3 separate regions of the Mus musculus genome follow, and all the other regions are linked to region 3. Evidence: chromatin loops called from intact Hi-C (ENCODE). Cell type or tissue: heart. All regions are shown on one strand. Region 1 holds the start of Isl2 (insulin related protein 2 (islet 2)). Region 2 holds the start of Rcn2 (reticulocalbin 2). Region 3 holds the start of Scaper (S phase cyclin A-associated protein in the ER).

The links. Peaks named below come from ENCODE experiments on the same cell type or tissue, not always from the same donor. Only the 100,000 strongest peaks of a DNase experiment are listed, where the experiment ranks them.
Region 1: a loop joins it to region 3, with 3 times the contacts of the local background. A loop is called at or near these places in 3 of 42 quality-filtered maps.
Region 2: a loop joins it to region 3, with 3 times the contacts of the local background. A loop is called at or near these places in 8 of 42 quality-filtered maps.

The regions. Positions count from the first base shown.
Region 1 is chr9:55,539,839-55,542,338 of GRCm38, forward strand. Isl2 (insulin related protein 2 (islet 2)) reads left to right here and starts at 1,311. Exons shown (of 6, transcript NM_027397.3): 1 at 1,311-1,500; 2 at 2,262-2,451. The coding sequence starts at 1,443. In heart, no CTCF peak of the experiment used is centred here; a DNase peak (open chromatin) is centred at 1,263; H3K4me3 peaks cover 2,500 bases; H3K27ac peaks cover 898 bases; H3K27me3 peaks cover 1,026 bases.
Region 2 is chr9:56,040,391-56,042,890 of GRCm38, forward strand. Rcn2 (reticulocalbin 2) reads left to right here and starts at 1,455. Exons shown (of 7, transcript NM_011992.2): 1 at 1,455-1,814; 2 at 2,185-2,290. The coding sequence starts at 1,662. In heart, a CTCF peak has its summit at 1,414; a DNase peak (open chromatin) is centred at 1,451; H3K4me3 peaks cover 1,499 bases; H3K27ac peaks cover 1,530 bases.
Region 3 is chr9:55,936,583-55,939,082 of GRCm38, forward strand. Scaper (S phase cyclin A-associated protein in the ER) reads right to left here and starts at 1,537. Exons shown (of 33, transcript NM_001357652.1): 1 at 1,488-1,537. In heart, CTCF peaks have their summits at 1,457 and 1,672; a DNase peak (open chromatin) is centred at 1,509; H3K4me3 peaks cover 1,827 bases; H3K27ac peaks cover 1,775 bases.

The sequences.
Region 1 (2,500 bases), 400 kb before region 3:
TTCTAACCCCGACTTTCTGCAGAACCTGTGCCGACGCTCTTGACTGCAACCATTTCCCAGCCCAGCAGCTTCGGCTCTTAGCAGTTGGACCGCCGCGCCTGAATTAGATAGATCTCGGGCAGCGAGGCCTGCGGGATCCAAGTCCGGACATAGCTTTTGGTCGAGATACTTTATCCCAGAAGCCCACCCGCGCCCCACTTAGAGAGGTATCAAGTTTTTGGTGTCCTTTCAGAATGGGAGTGAGGGACCAACAGACCACCGTTGGATAAACACTGTTTGTACCTCATCGATTTGTCTTTCAACCCTTTGAAACAAAATTCACAACGATTTTTGTTTAAAAAAATCCCGAGTCTTAGAAATCGCAGATTTTTCTAGGATTAAAAAGCCACCGGGAAGACGGTAAATTACCCCGTGTCCCACATTTGTTTCTGATTAGTTGTGTTGTAATTGGTTTGTGTAACCCAAAATCAGAGAGTTCGTAAAAATCTTTTACTGTATGAGTGACACATCACAGCACTGTTTTTAGGCTCTATGCAGCTGAGAGGAGAAAGGAGAGGGTGGGAGTCAGCATCAATTTAACCAAAAGAGCAAAAAGTAGGAGGGAGGAAAAGTGCCTAGGCCAGGGTGGGTGGGAGGACTGTGGCTCTAAGTCTCTGGATTCCTTTTGGCTTACCCACCTGCAACATCGAGTTTTCTACAGGCGGCGCGGGTGGGAAAGTCCGCATAGAGTTTATCCAAACCCAGGTGCTCATTTCCTACCCGTTCTCCCTAACTTGGACCCCGCCGAACAAAGGCTCAGGCCCACCAGGGAGAAAGGTGGCCGGCTGGACCAGTGATGGTCCCGAAACAGCGAATCCTCTTTTCTCCCTCAAGGTCTGTCGTCCCCAGGAGGAATTTTTAATTTAAAAATTATAAAAGAAAAACACTTTTAAGGGGGAGACGACTCTCATCTATTCCCAGAAGACTATTGCCTTGCTAGGCAAACGCCCTACAAGTCCGAAGAAAGCGCGGCGCTGCGGCAGAGCCCGCGGGGTGGAGATGCGGCTTCCAAGGGATTGCGGGACCCGGGGCTGCAGAGAGGATCTAGGAAGGTTTCGGGGGAGGGGGCTGCGCTCCATTGTTCACTCCGAACCAATCAGAGCTTTCCCACTTCCTCCCAGCCAATCTCCCTGCGCCTCCGTGTCTACCCCAGCCCACCCTCCGGGTCCCCATCATCTCCCGAGCAAGCCCCAGGGCGGTGGGAGAGCTGGGTGACGCTACAGGTCCCGCCTCCAGCTCGGGCCCCGGGCGAGTGCGTGCTGACGTCATGCTGCGTGCGGGCCGGTGCGGAATCGCTCCTTCAACTCCGCGGGGCAGGAGTTAGTTAGCAAAGAGCAGAGGCTGGGCGCTCGACCCTGGTCCTTCTGTCCCCGGCCGCAAGCTTTGCTCACATCTCTCTCTGCATGGTGGATATTATTTTTCATTATCCTTTTCTGGGTGCTATGGGGGATCATTCCAAGAGTAAGTCTTTCTCTGTGTGTGGGTGTGTATGTGTGCTTGATATGCAACATTTCCAATGCAGAAGAATGTTTAGCGGATTCTACAAGTGGCTTTTATTTGACAAAATACTTGGGAGAATAAAAAAAAACAAACAAACAAGCAGTGCATTTCGCCCATAACACTGTTTATTCGTTGGAATCCTACTATTTTATTTTGCAATTAGACATTATTTCCCAAGTTGGCTGGAATGACCTCAGGCTGTGAAATTCTTTTTCTTTTCTGCTAGGACAATTAGGTTTGATTTAGAGAAATGGGTTTCTTCTCTGCCTTAGGAAGGTAGAGAGGTTTCAGTAGCTTGATCTGAGGTGTTTAAACTAAGAACTGTCGAAGAAGCTAAGAGGGGACAGGGCTGAATGCTGCGGTGTCTGCGTTGAAATAGGGAGTCGCTGTGAGCGGGAGCGGGCGGAAATCCGGGCTTGGCTGACAGTGTGGACACGGAGGCGTCCGTAGCTCCCCAGTGTCACCGTGCTGTCGTCTGCCTCCCGTTAGCTCTGTCTCTAGCTGAACCGATACTACGTCCGCGTTCAAAGACGGTGATAATGGAAATATCAGGAGATTGTGTTGTTTTCGTTTCCTACTTTCTGGATCATTCGAAAGTGGTCTCACTTTTAGAGCGGGAGATCAAGCAAGGGAGGGCGGGTTGGGTTGGGGCTGCTGCAGCGGCCAAGGCCGGCCGGGTCCTGTACCGGGCCTGACGCGGGCCCTGCGCCCTTCCCTGCTAGAGAAGCCCGGGACGGCCATGTGCGTGGGCTGCGGGAGTCAGATCCACGACCAGTTTATCCTTCGCGTGTCGCCCGACCTCGAGTGGCACGCCGCCTGCCTCAAGTGCGCGGAGTGCAGCCAGTACCTGGACGAGACGTGCACGTGCTTCGTGAGAGACGGGAAAACCTACTGCAAGCGGGACTACGTCAGGTGAGCCGGCGGGACCCGGGGTTCGGCCCCCTTGGGCTGGGGGGGACAC
Region 2 (2,500 bases), 100 kb after region 3:
CTCACTGATAAGTGGATGTTATCCCAGAAACCTAGAATACCCAAGATACAACTTCCAAAACACAAGAAAATCAAGAAGGAAGACCAACTCGTGGATACTTCATTTCTCCCTAGAATAAGGAATAAAATATCCATGGAAGAAGTTGCAGAGACAAAGTTTGGGGCTAAGATGAAAGGATGGACCATCCAGAGACTGCCCCACCCGGGGATCCATCCCATAATCAGCCACCAAACGCAGACACTATTGCATATGCCAGAGGGATTTTGCTGAAAGGACCCTGATATAGCTGTCTCCTGTGGGGCTTTGCCAGTGCCTGGCAAATACAGAAGTGGATGCTCACAGTCATCTATAGGATGGACCACAGGGCCCCCAATGTAGGAGCTAGAGAAAGTACCCAAGGAGCTGAAGGGGTCTGCAACTCTATAGGTGGAACAACAATATGAAGTAACCAGTACCCCCCAGAGCTTGTGTCTCTAGCTGCATATGTAGCAGAAGATGGCCTAGTTGGCCATCATTGGGAAGAGAGGCCCCTTGGTCTAGCAAACTTTATATGCCCCAGTACAGGGGAAAGTCAGGGCCAAGAAGTGGGAGTGAGTGGGTAGGGTAGCGGCGGGGGGAGGAGGGTATAGGGGACTTTTGGGATAGCATTTGAAATGTAAATGAAGAAAATATCTAATAAAAAAAATTCCAGTCTGGCCCAAGAAATTTTTGTAATCATACCCACACAGTTTTCAGTTTGGAACAGGATTCCTGCTCTCAATCCAATAGTTATGAGATGTGAAAGACAACATCCTCCCTCAAAAAAAAAAAAAAAAAAGTCCTTTTCTATTTTTCTATACAACTATCCTTTCCCACACCCCCATGGATGAAATTACATTATTTAATTCGTGTTTTACAACTATTTAAATGTCTCCTTTAAAAAAAAACAGAAAAGAAAAAAATGTTGCCTATTTTATAAAAGCTCAAAGAGGTTAAGGGCCCAATACTTTAACCAGGTCATATGAATTGAACATCAGATGCAAACATTTGGCTGCAATTCCTGATACTGTATTTCCTGCTGTGGAGAAATTAACTAAGGCACACTGAAGCCTGGGAAATGGATACTGCTGGTCTGTTCTGATTTCTTTGAGATATAATACTGTGCTGTTTTGCACCAAAATCTCCAGGCTCTCTCTCCCACTGATGGAAGCCAGGACAGACTCACAGAATGGCCAAAGAACTTCCCGCCATGAATGAGACTGAAAGGAAAAGGCAAAGTGCTGTGGAATTGGGGCTATCTTCTCAAGGGTACGGCGGCAAAGGTGAAGGGGCCCGCAGGGGTCCCGTGGCCCCAGCAGCTGGCTCGCCTGCAGATTCTAGTAGGAGGCAATAGCAAGGTCCCGCCCCCAGGGTAGCACGACCCAATCAGCAACAGGTATAGCGCTCTGGACCCGCCTCCGCCCCCGCGGCCATATAAGGCAGGGCCTGGCGGGCCTCAGCAACGCAGTAGTCGACAGACTTCAGGCTGGGGTGTGGAGCCCCGGCCACCGCCGCCACTGACGACCCCCGCCCCCCACATGCAGCGCCGCCCCTCTGTGGCTGCCCGTGAAGCAAGGCTGCCAAGCCCCGGCTCCGCCTGCCTCCCTCCTCGCGGCTTTCTGCGTCCTCGCCGAGCGGGCGCGATGCGGCTGGGCCCAAGGCCCGCGGCGCTAGGACTGCTGCTGCCGCTGCTGCTGTACGCCGCGGTGGCTGGCGCCAGCAAGGCGGAGGAACTGCACTACCCGCAGGGCGAGCACCGGGCGGACTACGACCGCGAAGCGCTGCTGGGTGTCCAGGTGAGGATACCAGGCTGGGTACCGCATCGCCATGGGCTTTGTCCTGTGACAAAGCGGGACGACCAGAGAGAGAGGCCTTAGCAAGAGCGGCCTGACAATGGGGTCCGGGCGGGGCTCAGCTTTCGCTCTAGGAGACCCTGAGGCCTGTAAAGCTGGTGGTACTGTTGCAGTTCCAGAACAAGATTCTTTCTATTCCTGGATCCAGGGACAGGATTACTTAGAGTGGTAGTGGGGGCGTATTGAAGAGAAGTGTGGGTCATCCTGAAACCACTGGGGCAAATGAGGCATGTGGTAGCTCTGTTTCCTTCCACCATCACGCCCCACTGATTGTAATGCTTGATTCTCCTGTGTGTGGTTTCCCTCCCAAAAGGAAGACGTCGATGAGTATGTTAAACTTGGCCACGAAGAGCAGCAAAGACGATTGCAGTCGATCATAAAGAAAATTGACTCGGACTCTGATGGCTTTCTTACTGAAAGTAAGGACTGACTTGCACCACCAACAATGGAGAAAGCCCTTTGTAGGAAATTAATGTACATTTAAAAAAAAAAAACTGTTGTCTATTGAATTCTAGTAGATTGCTGGTGTTCTAACAAGCTAAAAGTAACTGTGATATGGAAAATAGTTCTTATGCCTGGAAGGTGGGCTACAAGTAAAATCAGTGCTTTGATGGTATGTAAATGTTACT
Region 3 (2,500 bases):
TGTGAGAAACCAATCACTATTTTTATACATTTTCTAGTTTAAGATAATTTTGTTATAGCAGCCTAAACAGACTAACAGGAGAGAATTTTACAAATGCAGCTCAAGGGAATGAAGAAAGAGGAAGGATGGGGCATTTGCTTAAGGGTTATGACGAACGAGAAGCAGTTCCTTGTAGAAACATTATTTCTGCTAGTTTTATGACATGGATCGTATCCAAATGATGGAAACCAAAGGAAAAAAGCCACATCACACTTTTTCCCACCAACATAATTTCCCACATGACATTTTAAAATGGCTCTTGTACTAAAGATATTTGGATGTCAATGGACATTCTCAAGTCATTTTGGTGTATTTGTTGTAAATCAATCTGCAAGCATCTTGCAGAAAGTCATGCTTAACAGGAAAAAAAATTTACCAATTCAAAGCACCTACATAGGACAGGGTGGGTTAGTGCTGTGCTTATTTTTCTATCTTAAATCAGAAATCTGCCACATTACCAGCAAGTGATCAGGCTAAGCAATCATCTCTTTGAGCCTCAAGTTTCCCATTTATAAACGTCCACAGCATCTATCTCACTCTTCTCCCATGTGATGTGGATGAAATAAATCTGTAAATTGCAGCCGGGAATTATTTTCTGTTCAGGAAGATGATTGTAGCAAATTGCTATTCCACAGACAATAACGCGACACACGTGAGAAATACAGTCCACCAGCAGCAGGAGGCAGCCCATGGGGTAGTGAGACCTCCTTAGAGGGAGCCTTTGGGACAGCAGCAGGTGCTGCTTGGGGAGCAATTTTCTGGCTGCTTTCTAACAAGCCCCAAACTCTCTGGAGTCAGTTACTGACTCTAACCTGCTTCTGTGTGCAGGACTGCAAATCTGAGCAGAGGGGAGTGCTAATAAAGTACAGAGGCAAGGACGCTGAGGTAGGAGGCTCTCAGGTGAGAGAGGCCTTCGGTTTGCACCTGAGGCCTCAAGTAAACATTTGTAAAATGGGAAGAAAAAAAATTTTTTTTTTTTTTTTTTTTTTTTTTACCTCCATGCTTCCCTGAGATAGCTAATGCCTGAATCTAGGTTCATGGAAAGTGTGGTAAAGCCCTGGAGGGAAAGATGCTGAAAGTGATTAACTGCCAAATGCAGGCAAGCAGCAGCTTCTGAGGACCCCTCACTCGTGCAGTAGGGACATTCCAGTAGGCTCGGCTACCCCCTAGAGACAGTCTTCTGCCCCGACCCTAACCCCGGCCCGGCCTGAGGTCTGTCCCAGTCCCACGACCCTCACTGCCCCGGGGCCAGCTCGACCCTCCCCACCCTGGCCCGGCCTCCTCAGTCCACCTCGCGGCTCCCCTCCCCCGGTCACACGCCCAGGTGAGGGAGGAGGTGGAAGGGTTTCCGCCGCCATCTTGTCCCCTCAGCCCCACAACACAGGTTGCCCGCGCCCCTCCTGGGCCCGTCCGGGTCGAGGCGACGCGCGCCCCTCGCGGACACTTACCCGGGAGGCTTAGCTTACTTTGGGGCGGCTCCCAGCGTCCCGGCGGGAAAGGGGCGGGGTGGGGCGGGGCGGCCGCGGAGGACCGGGCGGGGCGGATGGACGGCGCACCACGTGACGCCAGCCGAAGCCCAGCCACTCCCCCTAGGCCGTCCTGGGCCATTCGCGCAGGCGCAGCTAGGCTCACTTCTTGCGCGCTCAAGTAGAAAGGTAAGAGTTTCCTCTGTACCGACGAACGTCTTTTTCTTCAGTGCTGTTCTCTTTCTTGGACTGACGGTCTACCTCAGCTTTGTCCACACTGGCCCCTTTCTCGGATTCAGCTTTCTTCCGGCGTGTCTTACCACCACAGCCCACCGATTAAAGACCTCAAGAAATGTGTGTGACAATCTTTCACTAAAGCACCTGGGACTTAGCCAAGCGGAGCTTAGTCTCCACTTAAAGGCTTGTTTCAAATGTCGGTGCCAGGCTTGGAAGGATCCAACTACAAAAACCTAAAAGGTAGGCTTAAGCTATTTCAAAGACAACAATAAGTGCAAGATGATTATGTGTAGGTATTTAAACCACAGTTGTGAACTAAATGGAAAACAATCTATGCCCGTCACAGTACAATATCAAGGAGTATTTTCTGCAGCTTTTCGTCCAGATGACTCTGAGATTCTAACTTGGCTCACACTTCTTACAACAGGTGGGAAGCTAACGGGTCACTGACATCTGCCTCACCCTTAAGAGGGTAAGAGTTATGGAAGCAGGTGCACGCTGTATTAGAGGCTCCTTCTAGGTCCTTCCGCCTCTTGGTTTCTTAGAAAACCCATTCGTTCAGTTGTTTGACAAACAGTTATGAAGGACCTGCCACATTAGCTCTACTAGCTTGCTTAGAGTCATAAATGAACAAAATAGGTCCTCCCCCAAAAGAAATCCTGGAGGGAGGAAATGTTTGTTCTTGAGCTCGGAGGAAACACAAATAATAAAAATTGTAAGTTATATGATAAGCACTATTGGTAATAAAGTAAGTGGAG